3 separate regions of the Mus musculus genome follow, and all the other regions are linked to region 1. Evidence: chromatin loops called from intact Hi-C (ENCODE). Cell type or tissue: left cerebral cortex. All regions are shown on one strand.

Region 1 (5,000 bases):
GAACTCACAGAGATCAACCTGCCTCCGCTTTGTGAGTGCTCACATTAAAGGCATGAACCACAACACGGGGCCTGTTTGTTTGTTTAACTTTTTAAAAGTAACTAGAGTAAGGCCTCAGTCAGATGTGAAGTTTGAACCCCCAGTCGTCTGTTTTTTGATCTCTGTAACCCAGGGAAGTTTCCATTTCGCATCTCTAATAGAAATAGAGACACCTGCCTCCTTAGCTGCCCCATTAATCGTTTACCAGCCAAAACTTGTGCACCCTTTGTCTAGTCTTTAGGGGTAACTAATTAGGTCAAAAATAACTGCTCAGGACCTATTATGAGACGAAGATGCTGAGTTGAGAGTACAAAGCCAGCTGGAAGTCCCTGGCCTTGTAGAGCTACCTGTGTTTGGAATGGGGATGACAAATACTAAGTGCGTTAGAAATCTGAATCATTTGGTGTTTGAGCCGGTGGTGAGTGGTACAGAAAATAAGGGTGGGGTCAACCCTGCGTGCACCAGGGAAGGAAGCACCTGTTTGGAACAGGGCTTTGGGCATCTTGTTTTTGTTTGTTTGTTTTGTAGTGTTTGGGATCAAATCCATGGTCTCACATGGGAGGGAAGCGCTCACCACTGAGCCACAATCCCATTCTTGGAGCATGACATTTAAGTAAGGATCTGAAAGAAGTGAACCAAAGGAGTTAGCTTGAGGGAAAGGGAAAGAGTGTGCCAATTAGAAGACACTGTAGGTACAAGACCAGCTCTAGCATTTAATATATCTCAAACTATACCAGAGAGCTATTTCAAAATATGTTAGCAGACCTAGTACTCAGGAGGTGGAGCCAAGTTTCATTTTATGTCCTTATAACATGATTGCCTTTTTAAAAATAACATCTTTATTAATTGTGTTATTTTATTTTATATTAGATGCATTGGTGAGAATTACATAGAATGTATTTCGATGATGAAGTTTTGTTTCTTATGAGACTGTTATGGATAAAATAGTGGGGGGTACAGTGACAAACCGAAGTCAAAGAGATCCCTGCGACTTGATCACATGGACCTTGTATGACATTGTAAAGATCTCTACTGAGGAGGCAGTCACATAACGGAGACTTAACAAAATCTCTCAAGTTTGTTTCCTCAAGAATTGTCTGGGAGGAAGTGAGGGCAGAGAGGGAGGAGCTAGGAGGCCTCTGCAGCAGTTAAATCTCTGTAGTAGTTAAATCTCGCAGTTAATGGGCTCTGTGACAGTAGTTGTGAGATGGCAAGGTGTGGTGAGAATAGGATGGGCGGTATTAAAAGCAGATCCAGCCGGCTTCAGCAGGGTGCAACTGTCTGGTGTAGGAGACAAGGGGAGGATGGTTCCAAGGTCAACAGGAATGTGATAGGAACACACGTGGTGGTGGACTGAAAGGAATATTGGCAGATCAGTTTATGGTACTTTTAGGACTCCTGGGTAGATGTTGTGTTTAACATGGAGGTCTAGGGCTAGAGGTAGGCTGTTGGTAGCCATGCCCATATGGGCTTAAAGTCATGTGACCAGATGACCTCTTTCATGGAGTGAACTTATGTAAGAGAGCCCAGCAAAAGTTAAAGCCCGATGTTAAAACACTGAAAAACAACAGAAGGAAAAGAGCAAAAGAGATGAAGAGAGAATGGGCAGAGAGGAAGGAAGCCAAACAGAGATGGACTCGGGAAGTACAGAGGAAAGTGTGAGGCTTTCCCACACCAGAGGCTGCTGGCATTTCACTGGACATTGAGTGGTGACATGGAAAGCTGCCTCAACCCCCTCCCCCATTTACTTAATTCATTTGTTTGGTTTGTTTTTTAAAATAAGTTTTTTTTTAAATGTTTATGTTTGGCTTTTTAAATTTTTGTTTATTTATTTAATGTATGAGTGCTCTGCTGCATATACATCCTCAGACCAAAAGAGGGCATCAGATCCCTTTAAAGATGGTTGTGAGCCACCATGTGGTTGCTGGGAATTGAACTCAGGACCTCTGGAAGAGCAGTTCATGCTCTTAACTGCTGAGCCATGTCACCAGCCCTACTTAATTCATTTGTATGAGTGTTTTGTCTACATTTCTGTATGTGTACCACATATGCCTGATGCCAGAAGAGGCGAGAAGTAGACATTGGATCATTTGGAACTAGACTTAGGGATGGTGGTGAGCCACCAGGTGGGCTCTGAGAACTGAACCCAGGTCCTTTTCAAGAGCAACAACTAACCACTCTTAACCACTGAGCCATCTCTTCAGCTTTTTCCTCTGGTTTTGGTCATGAAGTTACTGGTATTTTGTGAAATGAAATGTCTATTCCAGAGACAGATCTGGAAGCTATTAAAGTGCAGACTAGTGAGTGACTGGTGACTTGAGAGGTCTCATTGTGTGGCATTCAGATGCATTTCATCTCTGGCCTTGCTCTGCTTGTCCGGTTACTATTATGCGACCATACTGTTCATTTCTAGAGCAGCAGGAGGTTAGGTTTAGACTTCTCTGACTGGTAGTGAACTGATCACCTTTGCAGTTGAGGGATTTCAACCTGATTGAAAGGCTGACTGCATCTCCATCAAGGCTCCCTTACCTTCGAGCTATAGCTGGTCACCTCAGGGTCGAATTGCTGTAATTCAGCTTAGTTTGAAATGTAAATGTCGAAGTTATTTCAGTCTTGCCAATCATGGCTGCTTGGTGTTGGTTAAGACCTTAGATGTTCATGCTGCATACTGAAGACTAAAGCTGATTTTATTTGCTTATTTTAATCTGCCAGTTAATTGGCGAGAATAATTTTGTAGAATCATTTGGGGATTTAGCTAATTAAGTTTAATTATGTGTTTGGGGTAGATTTTCTATTCTTAGGAGATTATTTTAGTATAAATATATTAAATTACTTTTTTCTTAGCCAAGATAAGCTGATTTTTTTTTTACAATTTTGACCTTTTGACCTTTTTTTTTCCCCAAGACTTTAGTAGTGTGGAAGGTAACAGTTTGCTTTTCAAACACCAGCCAAGTTAGTTTAGAAACTTAGGGTTCATGGCGAGAGGTATAGCTCAGTGTTAGGGCTCATGCCTTATTTACATAATGCCCCTGGTTTGATCTTCTGAACCAAAAGAAAGCAAAAACATATAATTCAGAGTTAGGGTAAGCCTGCTTTCATCTTCCTGCAACTGACTTAGCAGGGAAGGCCGCTTGTGACAGCGTTAGAAAGGATGCTAGAAGCAAAATAGGAAGCTTGATAGAGCATCTGAGATCTCTCTTCATCTGGGCTGTGGGGTGGGTCTCATGGCCACTTCCAAGAGAGATAGGAGGTTAAGTCTGTGGGACATTTAAAAGTGATGAATCGGGAGAGGTGGCTTCTCGGATAGTTTAAAATTAGGAATCTTACATTGGAAATAGAAAGCTAGAGGGGAGAAAAGAATCTTTAAATCACGCAGAATTTGAACAGGATCATCAGAAAGTTGTGCATACCTATGATCCCAGCACTTGGGAAGCTGAGACACAGGAGGGTTGTCATGAGTTTGAGGCCAGCTTGAGCTATAGGTTAGCCAAGGCTACAGAGCAAGACCGTATTTAATAAAAACCAAAACCAAAAGAAAAGGGAAAAAAGGAGGGGGGGGGAATAAAGTTTCTGAATAGTAGAACCAGTCAGGTGGGAGTCATGGCACAGTCCTGTGATTCCAGACTTGGGAGGGGGAGATCAGAAAGCCTGGGTTCAAGGTTGGTGGGCTCCTTCACAGCAGCCCCGGTGAATTCTCCCTCAGCGTGGCCTCCTTAAGGTTGACGAGTCTGTGTTTGTGTTCCTTTCAGGAGGATCCTGCCTTGATTCGCTGGACCTATGCAAGATCAGCAAATATTTATCCTAATTTCAGGCCCACTCCCAAGAACTCACTTTTAGGAGCTGTGGCAGGGTTTGGGCCCCTCATCTTCTGGTATTATGTTTTCAAAACAGACAGGGTAAGTATTAGGGCTAGATGTTTAGCTGGTTTGAGAAGTCCCTCCTAGGTGCCCCCAGCAGTTCCTAGTGGTGATGGCTCCCAGTGTCTCTTTTGGTCACATGTCTTTATTCCTTTCTCGGAAAAGTTGGAGTTTTCATTTGATTTGATACTTTGTTTTAAAAAAATCAACAACATGGCAGCCTATGGCTCTTTCAGGTTTAATTTAATGGTGACTTTGCAGTTTATAAAAAGTAACAGAAGGGTCAGTTTAAATTTATGAGAGTAGAGTTCAGTTCATGAGTCTTCCTGGGTTTTTTTTCCCAGATAATATGAGAAATTGTAATGTGATGATTAAGCAAGTAAATACCGTAACAACTTTTTAAAAGTTAATTTTCTCATTAGAGGGTATATAGAAACTTGATTTTACTAAGACAGGATTGAGATCTCCCTATGTCACCCAGGCCAGTCTCAAATTTCCAGCCTCCTGAGCACTGGGATTACAGGAATGAGTGACCCTGTCTGGGTTAAAGCTGAACTTGTTTTGTGTCTGACCTTCGGATACCCTGGAGTCCTTTAGCTTTGCTGGTGCATTTGTTAGAGATGGTGTGTATTGGATGAGCGTTAGCAGAACATATGGCTCACTTAGCTCTGTTGCTGAGCTCTGCATGTTAGTTACTCTTCAAACACACGAAACCCCAACAACGGAAGCAGGGGTAACATGCCAGTTGCTGTCTTCAGAGGCCTGGCTGCGTGGTCCCAGAGAAGGCTGCTCCATTCCCGTTCCTGGCACAGTCCAGCGCTTGTGTAGCCATGTAGACTAGAGGCCAGCCGCCTCCTCTTCGTGAGCTCTTATCTTTTGGTTGGTACATCAGCATGCGTTTCCAGAAGTTGTGTGCATTTACTTTTGCTGTCTGCTTTTGAAGCTAGGCATGGTAGCTCATACCTGTAATCCTAGCCCTGGGGAGGCTGAGGCTGGTGGAGCACCATGAGTTTGAGGCCAGCTACGTTAACAACTGAGTTCCAGGCTAGCCTTGGCTGTAGGTTGGGATTCTGCCTCAAAACAAGACAGAAATGATTTCTGCTT
Region 2 (5,000 bases), 270 kb after region 1:
CTCTCATTAACTCCGATGTTTGGAAATGAACAATGGGCCAGAAAGGAAAAAAAAAAAAAAAAAAAAGGCAACAGGAGACAGCAAAAGACAGGTATTGTTAGGTATCTGATATAGGATTTAGAAGCACTTCAAGATCCAGTTTATAACACATATGAAATTTGTTTCCATACTTATTTTTCACTCCTCCCAAGCATGATAAGTTAGATATCATCTCATAAATCTTTATCTTATAGCCAGTAACTAATCCATTGTCTAAAGCCCTTTGAATGCTCTTTCTAAGAGAAATACTGTGCCAGGTACTAAATTAACTAGAAGCACAAAGTTCTACTCCTTAATGGTTATTAAGAAAATCACTATCTGGGTTTGACCGTGAAAGTGTGAGAGGGTTACAAAAAGAAGTGCTGCAAGTGTTAAGGAGTAGAACATTCAAAATGAGAATGTGAATACCGAGCTGAGTTTCCGAAAATCTGAGCGCGATTTGATCGCCATGGTTTCTTTGCTATTTGCCTGAGTAATTCATAAGGCATTCAAGTCTTCCCTTTCTCCCCTCTCATCTCTGACAGAGAAAGGGATGGGTCTGGAAGTGGTGTTTCATACCTAAGATGTAGGACAGTAAATATTTGGGACGATTTCTAATGATCCCTGTTGCTTAGATTAAAGTGTACAGTTAGTTATGGACCTTGAGCCTTTTACCAAAAGCCAGTCAGGGCTCAGAACTACATCACCTTCTTCACAATGGTGCGATGTTTCTTTTTCCTGTATGGAATAGAGTATTTTCCAAAATGATTCAAATGAGAAAAAAGCTTAAGATGCATCTTGTCATGATTTGAGAGAAATGTTTCCTCAAAAATTTAATTTGTCTATGTGGAGAAGGGGAACGCTGGTCTATTTCCATAGGCTGTATAAAGTAGGCAAATCATTTCCTTAAGATTTGGAAGCCAACATTTCCACCGAAAACCAATTCATTTTGGTACAGATGACTTAATGGAGAGAACTAACAGTTTGTAGGGATTATTTACAAATCTACGTTCAACGCATATAGCAGGGCAGCGAGATCGTCTATTAGATGCACCTGGCCCTGGTGAGCAGAAATAGATTCAAGGGGTGCTGGGGGGTGGGGGAAGGCTGCAAAATAAGCCCGGTCCAAAAGCCGGGTCCACAATACAGTCCAGAGCACGACCTAAGGTAACCCTTTCTGCAGCCTGGGACTCCCGGAGCGCAAGTTCTCAAGCTTGCAAGCATTCTATTGATTCACACTTGCGTCCTTCAACAGGTAGCACCAATTACAGCCCCCAAAGCACGGCGCCAAGGCATACTGGCTAGTATGGCTGTCAATCAAATACATCACCTACTTTCCTAAATGATCCCCTCCTCCTGTCACTGGCTTTTTCTCTGACCTATCCCCAAACTTCTTTCCTGCCTGGAATCCCTAAGACTTAGGTCAGTGGAGCTTGTGATTGGCGAGAGGATGTCCCGCCCCCCTGGTGCCCAGAGTGCCCCGCCCCCGGCGCGAGAGTCTGGGAGGGAGGAGGGTGCGGGCCGACTGGGGCGGGGCCTACCTCCCACGGCGGGGGCGGAGCCTGAGACAGACCCGCCCGCTCGGTTAGGACCTCGGAGAGCGCCAGGCACCAGGACCAGAGGGACCCGAGAAGCGGCCGGATCCGGGCTGGACCTTCGCCCGCCTGTGAGCCTGCAGCCTCCGCGCCCTCCGCCTCACGGGCTGGCCGGCGGCTAGTGGCGTCTGAGGAAGGTGCTAAGTCTGGGGTCCCCAGGGACACCCGTGCTGTCCCATCGCGGCTTGCCCTCACACCTGTGCGCACGCCTGTGTGTGTGTGTGTGTGTGTGTGTGTGTGTGTGTGTGTGTGTGTGTGTGTGTGCCTGTGCAAGAGGGAGAGCGCGCCCGCGCAGCTGTCTGAGGTGCGTGTGGCTTCCCGGCTGTCTGTGAGGGCTCCAGGGCTCGTAGCCCGCGGTGGTAGCCTCAGCGCCCTGCTTGGCTGGGAGGGAGCGAGAGAGCCAGCTCTGCGCGCCCCGCAGGCTGAGGCGGGACTCGGGCCGCAGGCGTCACCGCCTCACATCCCCCGGAGAGCCGCTGCTGTGCAGAGGGGGAGCCGGGCGGGGAGGGGACACGGGAGACCAGAGGCGGGAGAGGGGCAGAAGAGAGGAGCTGGGGACAGGTGGAGGCAGGCGGTCCCCGCTCGCCCCTCCCGTCGGCTGTGGCCGTGAGTCACCGCAGATGTTTTGGGGTCTAGGTTTTTGGGTATATGGGATGGAAAAAAGCCATTTTTTTTCCTGTCCCCTAGTTTCTATTGAGAAAAAGGAAGCTTTGAAGATGATGGGATTGTGTGGGGGGGAGCCCCAAACATGGTGGAAGAGTAAATACTGGTTCCCCTACAACATCGTTTTTTCCGATAATAAAAATTTATGAGTTGACCCTGAAGAAGGAAAGCCCCCCTTTCAGAACAGTCCATAGGGTCTTGGTCTGTTGGGCTCTGGTTTGATTGTATAATAATGATGATATAATGCTAATGACGATGATGACACGGCCTTTTATTTTTACCCCAGTGCTGATAAAGCATAGCTACAGCTGGGGATAAAGCCCTTGAAAATCTGAATGTGCGAAGGAAGGAATACTGTTGCTCTTGGAGTTGTGTTCTCTTTATCTTATAAAGATATCCCTTTTAAAGTTAAAATTTGAGGACATGAAGCCCGAACCCCTCTTCCCCGTCGATTACATCCAATGCTCATAAAATGGGGACTAGCTACTCCTGCCTTGACTAATGAAAAGATAGAGGCTTTTGCCCCGTAAAATTCCATGTTTGTGACCACTTCTCTTTTCCTTTTAATTTTTCGACAGTGTTTAAAATGAAGAAGTTTAATTTCCGAAAAGTTTTGGATGGCTTAACTGCCTCTTCCCCTGGCAGTGGTAGCAGCAGTGGCAGTAACAGTGGTGGGGCTGGAAGTGGCTCTGTCCATCCAGGAGGGACTGCAGGGCTTCCGAGAGAGGAAATTCAGGAAAGCCTGACTTCAGACTATTTCCAGATTTGCAAGGTAAGTTTTGAATTGGCTTTAGGGCCTGTTATATTTCTACTTTACTGTTGTGAAGAAACAAGGAGACACACACACACACACACATACATTTGCAGGGCTGGAAATTGTTGAGACGTCAGTATCAAAGAGCCTAGTACTAAGTTGATTTGAATGAATAAAAACACTTTAGATATTAACTTTGGCATCGGTTTATAAGCAACAATGGTATTTTAAAGAGAAGGAAAAGACACACAAAAAGTAGTATTTCCAAGGTGTTAAAGCCAAATAAGTGGACAAAATACGTTTGTGTATACGTACTAAACTGAAGGAGAAATGACAGCCATTTGGCTTCCTGGGTTTTCATTCTGAGAAACTGTTATTCCTTTTCTCTGTCTAGTTGTAAAATGAATAAGGCTCTCAACATGTTGCTAGAATTAAGTAGATAATAGATTAATGTGCCCAGTGACAGTGTTCTAAAATTCTAGATATTAGAAAAAAAGGGATCTTAGACCCTTGATAAGCATACAAATCCTATGGGCTCAATTCTTGTGAGAACTCAGAATTCCCAGAAAAGCAAAGCAACGTGTTCTGATTCAGAGGAAAACATTTAGGCCATTATACTTTGATTTTGAGCTTCCAATGAACAAGCAGAATTTTGGACAGGGAAAGAAGATGAGAAATAGTAAAAAAAAAAAAATGTAACATTGCTATATAAAGATATTATAGTATTACTTTATGAGATGGTATATTTTCTTCATTGCTCTTTTTGGGTGTTACCTTTCAGTGTAATTTTGATATGACTTATATGAGAAAAAAAACCACCTTTAAGTCATTTGTATGATATAAATGAATATAGTTTTATAAATGTGATTGAATACATAATATAAATACATAATAAGAAAAATCAGGTTAAGTTTCAGTCATTGTCTCAGCTCTTCCTAGAAAGTTTATTATAAAAACATCAAATCTATAGTTATTAGTTTACTTAAGGCCCAAGTTTATTTAGAATTAAATAGATTTAATCAATTGTGTGAAATTTGAATACAATATGAAGTAATAGATATTATATCAGTTAAGGAAGAACTTAATAGCGGTTCTGAAACAAATATGTGAAAGAGCCCTGGAAGCCAAATTTGAATTGCTACACAGGAGAATCATGTCTTGATTATTTATTTCTATTTCCTTTCCCATATTCTGAAAAAAAATCCTAATACCCTCAAGTAATGAACGTGATAGTGATGCAGGAGAATTTTATTTCAGATAAAATTAGTATAGAGCAGGTAGACTCAAACCAGATGGATGATGAACAGTAGAGGCTGTAAAGCAAGTAGAGAAATTTTTAAATGAAATAAATTCAGAGGTATGTATGTGTAAATGCTGGAAATAAAGTGCAGCACACGGTTACCTCCAAGTTTCTTAAGAAAAGAGTGGTCATGACAAGTGGCAGAAGTTAAGTATGGTCTATGTCTGATACATATGGCATGGTAGGAAGGACAATGGCCTATGAATAAGTTTTTTTTTTTAAACATTTTAAGCCCTGCCATTTGCCAGCCATATTATCACGGGCAAGATATGTTTTTCTTCTTGGAACCTTGTTTCCTGCATTTGCAGTATGAGAATAAATATTTCTATTTTCCTTATATGAAAGAAAGCTTATTAGAATTTGAGAAGACAAGACGGTGAAGAGAATACACAGGGTGAGAGGGGTGATAAAATATTTATATTTTTGAAGTTGAAAAGATACCTTGTTTGTTGTAGAACAAATATAGCCATTATAATATACTTTATATTTAGGGTAATAAGTTTCAAATAAACTATGAGGTTAGACAGTTGTATTAGCTATGCAGTAATTGTACTGCAGTCACACCAAGTATGGAAAACACAATAGTATATTTGACTAGGACTACAGTTAATTTAAAAAGTGATTATGTAACTATATTATAGGTAGCATAGTCTATAATGGATATATAAAG
Region 3 (5,000 bases), 88 kb after region 1:
ACACTTTTATAATCTATATGGTAGGGAGCCACTTGAGCACTAGGATCCAACACTGACTACCGGGGTATTTACATTGACCATTCCATGGTGGTAAATGCAAACAGGGGGCACATTCCACTGTACAATAAAATATAAGAAACAATGGAGGGCAGGCAGAGACTGAACCAGACAGGTAGAGGCAATGTTTACAGATGTTAATTCACTGAGCAAAAGGTATCAGACTCACTTGAATGATCTGGCGGAGGCTCCAGCTCAGTGGTAAAGTGTTTCTCATGTGTAAGGCTCAGTACCACATTACAAAACAAAGCATTAACAGTGAGCTCCTGCCAGCATTCTGAGCACAAAGCTCTGACTTGAAGAGCAGTCATTATAAACATTCATAGGTGCTGTTGGTAATATAACTATGCAGTGAGCTTTGGGTAACTGTTGATATAAATGATTTCAAAGCACCTTCATTTTAAATCTTAGTTGAAGGGTAATCAAGTGGGAAAGGGACTTAAGTTGTATAGTCGGAGCGCCTTATTTGACTTCATCTTTAAAATGGAGCTAGAAGTACCTACATTACGTGTGATGTGATACCTGTAAACCTTACAACTGCATCTGGAGAACAGCTGCCCTCCAAGTGCTGGCCACTGGCTCAGTCAGCACTGCACACCTGAACAACAGTGTACTGACAGCGTGGCAATCCTGCTTATGAGCATCGATAACTCATCTCCACCTCCGAGGCTGCGGGCGAGGTCTTGTTCTGGGGAGTGGGAATTGGTTTATATGCGTTGTTTCCTAGCTCGTTAGCATTCTGTTCTAATTAAGCTAGCTATCACAGAGTTTCTATATGTAAGACTTTATATACATCAGTCCTTATGACACATTCCTGGTTTACAGTGTGCAACTTCCTCATACATCTGCTTGTGTGCCCTTCAAATTAAGCAGTTGTGGTAAGCAGTTAAGAGGTTTTTTTCTTTCATTTTACTTATTTTATTTTATTTTGGTTTTCTGAGACAGGCTTTCTCTGTCTCCTGGAACTCACTCAGAGATCCATCTGCCTCTGCCTCCTGAGTGCTGGGATTAAGAGCTTTTTTTTTTTCTTCCAAAAACAACAATAACCAATGTATGCCTTAATTGATAGGATTATTTTGAGTTTGGTATGCTTTTTAAGTTTTTTCAAAAAAGAGGCTATGATTTGTACTATTCGCAGAATATAGCTTGAGGATTCCAACAGCCCAGTGTACAAGTTCAAAGTGAAAGAGACCTTCATGTGATAGTCTAGACAGGCTGACTCTGATTTGTTCTGGATTGGTGAGCTGCGGATTTGAGTATAAAGCTGCTTTGCCTAGAATATAACCTAGACACACATTGGTGAAAGTACATACCAAATTAATCTCTTCAGCATTGAAGTCCTCAGCCAGGAAAGCAGTCCTGATTAAAACTTCATGGCGCTTGGTTTCATGAATCTGGTCCAGTTTAGTCCCTATTACCAACAGTGGGATTTGGTTATCAGCAAACTGTTCTCGGTCATAATCCCTGTGGTAAATAACCATGAAGAGGAGAATAGAATTTACCTTCCCAACGTAGATGTGTATTCTTTAAATGCAAGGTGCTTACACAACTTTAGTGATAATTAACTTATTGCTGCTCATCGTCACCTATAAATCTTTTTTCTCCTGCTATCTTTAATGTATCTTCATGATCAGCCCATCATCTATTGAATTCCAACTCTTCATCTTATTATTCAAAGTCTGTTTCTGTGTCTCTTTATAGCAGATAACTAGGATGGCTGAGGGCCTACCAAGTACACCATGATCATGTGACTCAAGTGTCCATAATGCAGTGTCTTCAGTAGGTAACAGCTTCAAAAATTTTCAGTGTGAAAGAAGGAAGTAGATTTAAAGCTCAGTGTGTGGAAAACCCAGGAGCCTAGCAAGGAATGCAGGCACTTCATGCACAAATCCTCCAGCTTGCATATGTATTCCTGGCTATGAGTAATTAAAAAAACCTTTTCAGAGTGAAAAGAGCTGGGGAAGCGGCGCCTGAGTGAGACACAGCTTGGATGGAAGCGGAGGAAAACTGCTGAAATGTTAAAAGCATGATTCTAAAAGGCAAGACGACCAGTACCAAAGAATTATCCTTACATGACAGTCATAAGAGACAGAGGATCGGCCATCAGAATCTCTTAGTGTTAGAAGGGGGTCTATTATAATTCAGTTTCTTCCCATTTTTACCCAAAGGATTGAGTAGCAATTACAAATGATAGTTCTCACTACTGAAAGGAACATAAAGTCCACTGTTGTTAATTAATTGAAATTCTATTTGCCTATTAGAAGCAAAGTAGATCTAGACTTCTAACACGTTATAAGTTCAATTTACAGCAGTCAGCAAACCTGCTTTTGAACAATCGATGCTGTATAATCCAATCAATAAAACCCACTGGAGCGCGGCTCCTTTTCCGGCTTAGCACTCCTCTGTCTTTTGGAGCACTCTAACTGAGCTGGGCGGAGAGGGTCACTCACTAGGTCTCCCCACCTTTCACACTCATCTTGCAGAGCCTCAGCTGTAGTTGTGTCTCAGAACAGAGTTGTTTTGAATTTACATATCTGTTTTATTTGTATGGAAACCAACACAAGTTCAAGGCCTATGAACTAGTACCTGGTTACCTACATACTCCTCACTTGGGAGACATGGTTTGGATTGAAATTTAAATTATAGAGAATAAGGTTTTCAGGGTACCACCCTTCAGGATTATTTCTTTTTCTTATATTCACAAATTCTTTCTTGAAAAGTTTTGTGTTTTCTATCAAATACTATCTTTAATATACATAATCTCTGCTATTTAAAATCGTATATACTCTTTTGTAGATTACCATGTAAGTATATATACCTTGATCTTTCATTTTTCTTTTTAGCTTTTCATTTTTTCAAGAACTATATTCATTGAAACACAGATGTATATAATGACTCACCTCTTAAATATTAACTTTAAAAGAAAATTATACCACATTGTCTTTGATGTTTCTTATCACCTCTTTCACTAAAAATCATACATCCAATTGAAATTAGACCTGGATATAATCATTATGTGAAAAACTGACGGAGAATTTTATTATGGACAGCTATGGCTAGAACTTCTCTAAAAAACACATAATTTTATATGCACAATAATTCTCTGAGAAACGAAAACAGCAGCTATGCATACTCTTAATACTATAACTAAAATAAAGAAGGTTTAAGATGCAAGAAATAAAAGATACAATAGGGCTTTCGATTTGCTGTTTTACTTTTTAAAGTGGTGCTAAGGATGAACCTAGGTCCTTATGTATGCTAGGGAAATGCTCTACTGAGCTAGAGCTACAGCCCTTTTCATGGATGCTGTATGCAAATACATGCACACTCCTTTACACGCTCTCTTGCACATTACAAGGGAAATGATGTATATTCTCTGCATCTTGATTTGCATTCTCTGTAGATCTCTATTTTCCTACATAGAAACATTCCTGATGCTTTCTTAAATAGTTAAAGTAGAGTATTCCAGAATATAACTAGACCATTATTTATTTAACAGACTTTCTTTTGGACCTCAGAGTTGCTTCCAGATCATTTGCTGTTAAAATAATGCAGCAATAAAGAACCAATGCACTGTTGTTTAATGCGTGTGCAGGTGCAGCTAGAGGACCAAATGAAGTTACAGAGTCAAAGTACAGTTTCTATATCTGTAACAATTATGCCATCTTGAATTTCTGAACATTGATGTGAGTATTTTCTGGTATAAATAAGCCATCTCTTACTTGTAATTTAAGAATAAGTTTTTTGAGGAGTAAAAATCAGTGAAACTAAAATATCTGAAAATTTTAGAACATCAACAAACTAGTAGCATGTCTAAGGGAAGCAAAAAGAAAACACAAGTTAGCAAGATCAGGGATGAAAATGCGCATGTCATTACAGACTCCAGGAAGATAACGAATAATATTACAAACAACCCTGTTCACAGATGTTCAGTAACTTAAAGGAAATGCATGAATCCTCTACAGCTCAAATTTGCCAAATTCACTTGAGACAAAACAAAATACATGTACCATTCGGCAACTATTAAAAAAAAATAGAATCTGACGTTAAAAACCTTTCAAAATGAAATATGCAAGCCCCAAAATTTCACTGGTAAATTCAAGCAATCATCCAAAGAAGAAATAACATCAAATATATATAATATCTTTCCCCAAACAGGACATAGAGGGACATTGAGGCCAAAATTATCCTCAAATCAAACAGGCCAAAGACATTATAGAACAGAAAGTATAACCAATATTCCATATGAACACAGATTAAAAAAAAAAAAACAAAACAAAACTGCAAGACAACATTCAATCAAAACCAGCAACATCTAAAATGAAAGAATGAATTCACTGTAACCATGGGATGAAAGGGTGGTTCAATATCTGAAAATCAGTCAGGATCTACCACACTAGCAATTTTTGGGTAGCTGTGACCAAGTACCTGACAGAAACTCTAAAATATATATGTTAGCTCACAGTTTCAAGGGAGCAGATGCATACATCAACAGAACAGAGTACAGAAGTCGACCTGTACTGTCACTATGGTCAACTGACTTTGTCAAAAGAATGAAGATGATTCAATGGAGATAGTATACTCTTGTTACCAAATGATGCTGGGACAGGTGAACATTCAAATTTAAGCCCAAATCACATTATTTATATAAAATTAAAGCAGATCATAAATCTAATACAAACCCCATATTATAAAACTTATAGAAGGAAATGCAGGAGAAAACCTGTATGAGATTAAGCAAACAGCTCTTAGATATGATACCAAGGGCAAAATGCAGTGTAGGAAAACTAAGTAATGAGATTCCATCAAAATAAACACCACTGCCAGGAAACATGCCATTCAGATAATGGAAAGACCAAGTAGAGGCTAAAATAGGACTAATGACACACCTTCAGAGGAATATTTCATAAAGAGCATTCTCAGGATTGTAATCACACTTAAAA

What was found. Hi-C counts contacts between places; a loop is a spot of excess contacts. Peaks named below come from ENCODE experiments on the same cell type or tissue, not always from the same donor. Only the 100,000 strongest peaks of a DNase experiment are listed, where the experiment ranks them.
Region 2: it touches region 1 in a loop (2.4-fold over the local background); 2 of 42 quality-filtered maps call a loop at or near these places.
Region 3: it touches region 1 in a loop (1.9-fold over the local background); 2 of 42 quality-filtered maps call a loop at or near these places.

What each region holds. Positions count from the first base shown.
Region 1 is chr16:37,647,949-37,652,948 of GRCm38, reverse strand. Ndufb4 (NADH:ubiquinone oxidoreductase subunit B4) reads left to right here. Exons shown (of 3, transcript NM_026610.1): 2 at 3,789-3,935. Among named protein-coding and RNA genes, the nearest start is that of Ndufb4, 3.9 kb to the left of the region's middle. In left cerebral cortex, a CTCF peak has its summit at 1,903 (motif pointing right); a DNase peak (open chromatin) is centred at 4,652; H3K4me3 peaks cover 31 bases; H3K27ac peaks cover 888 bases.
Region 2 is chr16:37,381,560-37,386,559 of GRCm38, reverse strand. It overlaps Stxbp5l (syntaxin binding protein 5-like), which reads left to right and starts at 1,602. Exons shown (of 28, transcript NM_172440.3): 1 at 1,602-1,750; 2 at 2,855-3,048. The coding sequence starts at 2,863. In left cerebral cortex, no CTCF peak of the experiment used is centred here; DNase peaks (open chromatin) are centred at 1,471, 2,063, 2,552 and 2,957; H3K4me3 peaks cover 4,172 bases; H3K27ac peaks cover 1,944 bases.
Region 3 is chr16:37,560,137-37,565,136 of GRCm38, reverse strand. It overlaps Rabl3 (RAB, member RAS oncogene family-like 3), which reads right to left. Exons shown (of 8, transcript NM_001042499.1): 5 at 1,371-1,521. Among named protein-coding and RNA genes, the nearest start is that of Hgd, 18 kb to the left of the region's middle. In left cerebral cortex, no CTCF peak of the experiment used is centred here; a DNase peak (open chromatin) is centred at 1,984; H3K27ac peaks cover 1,933 bases.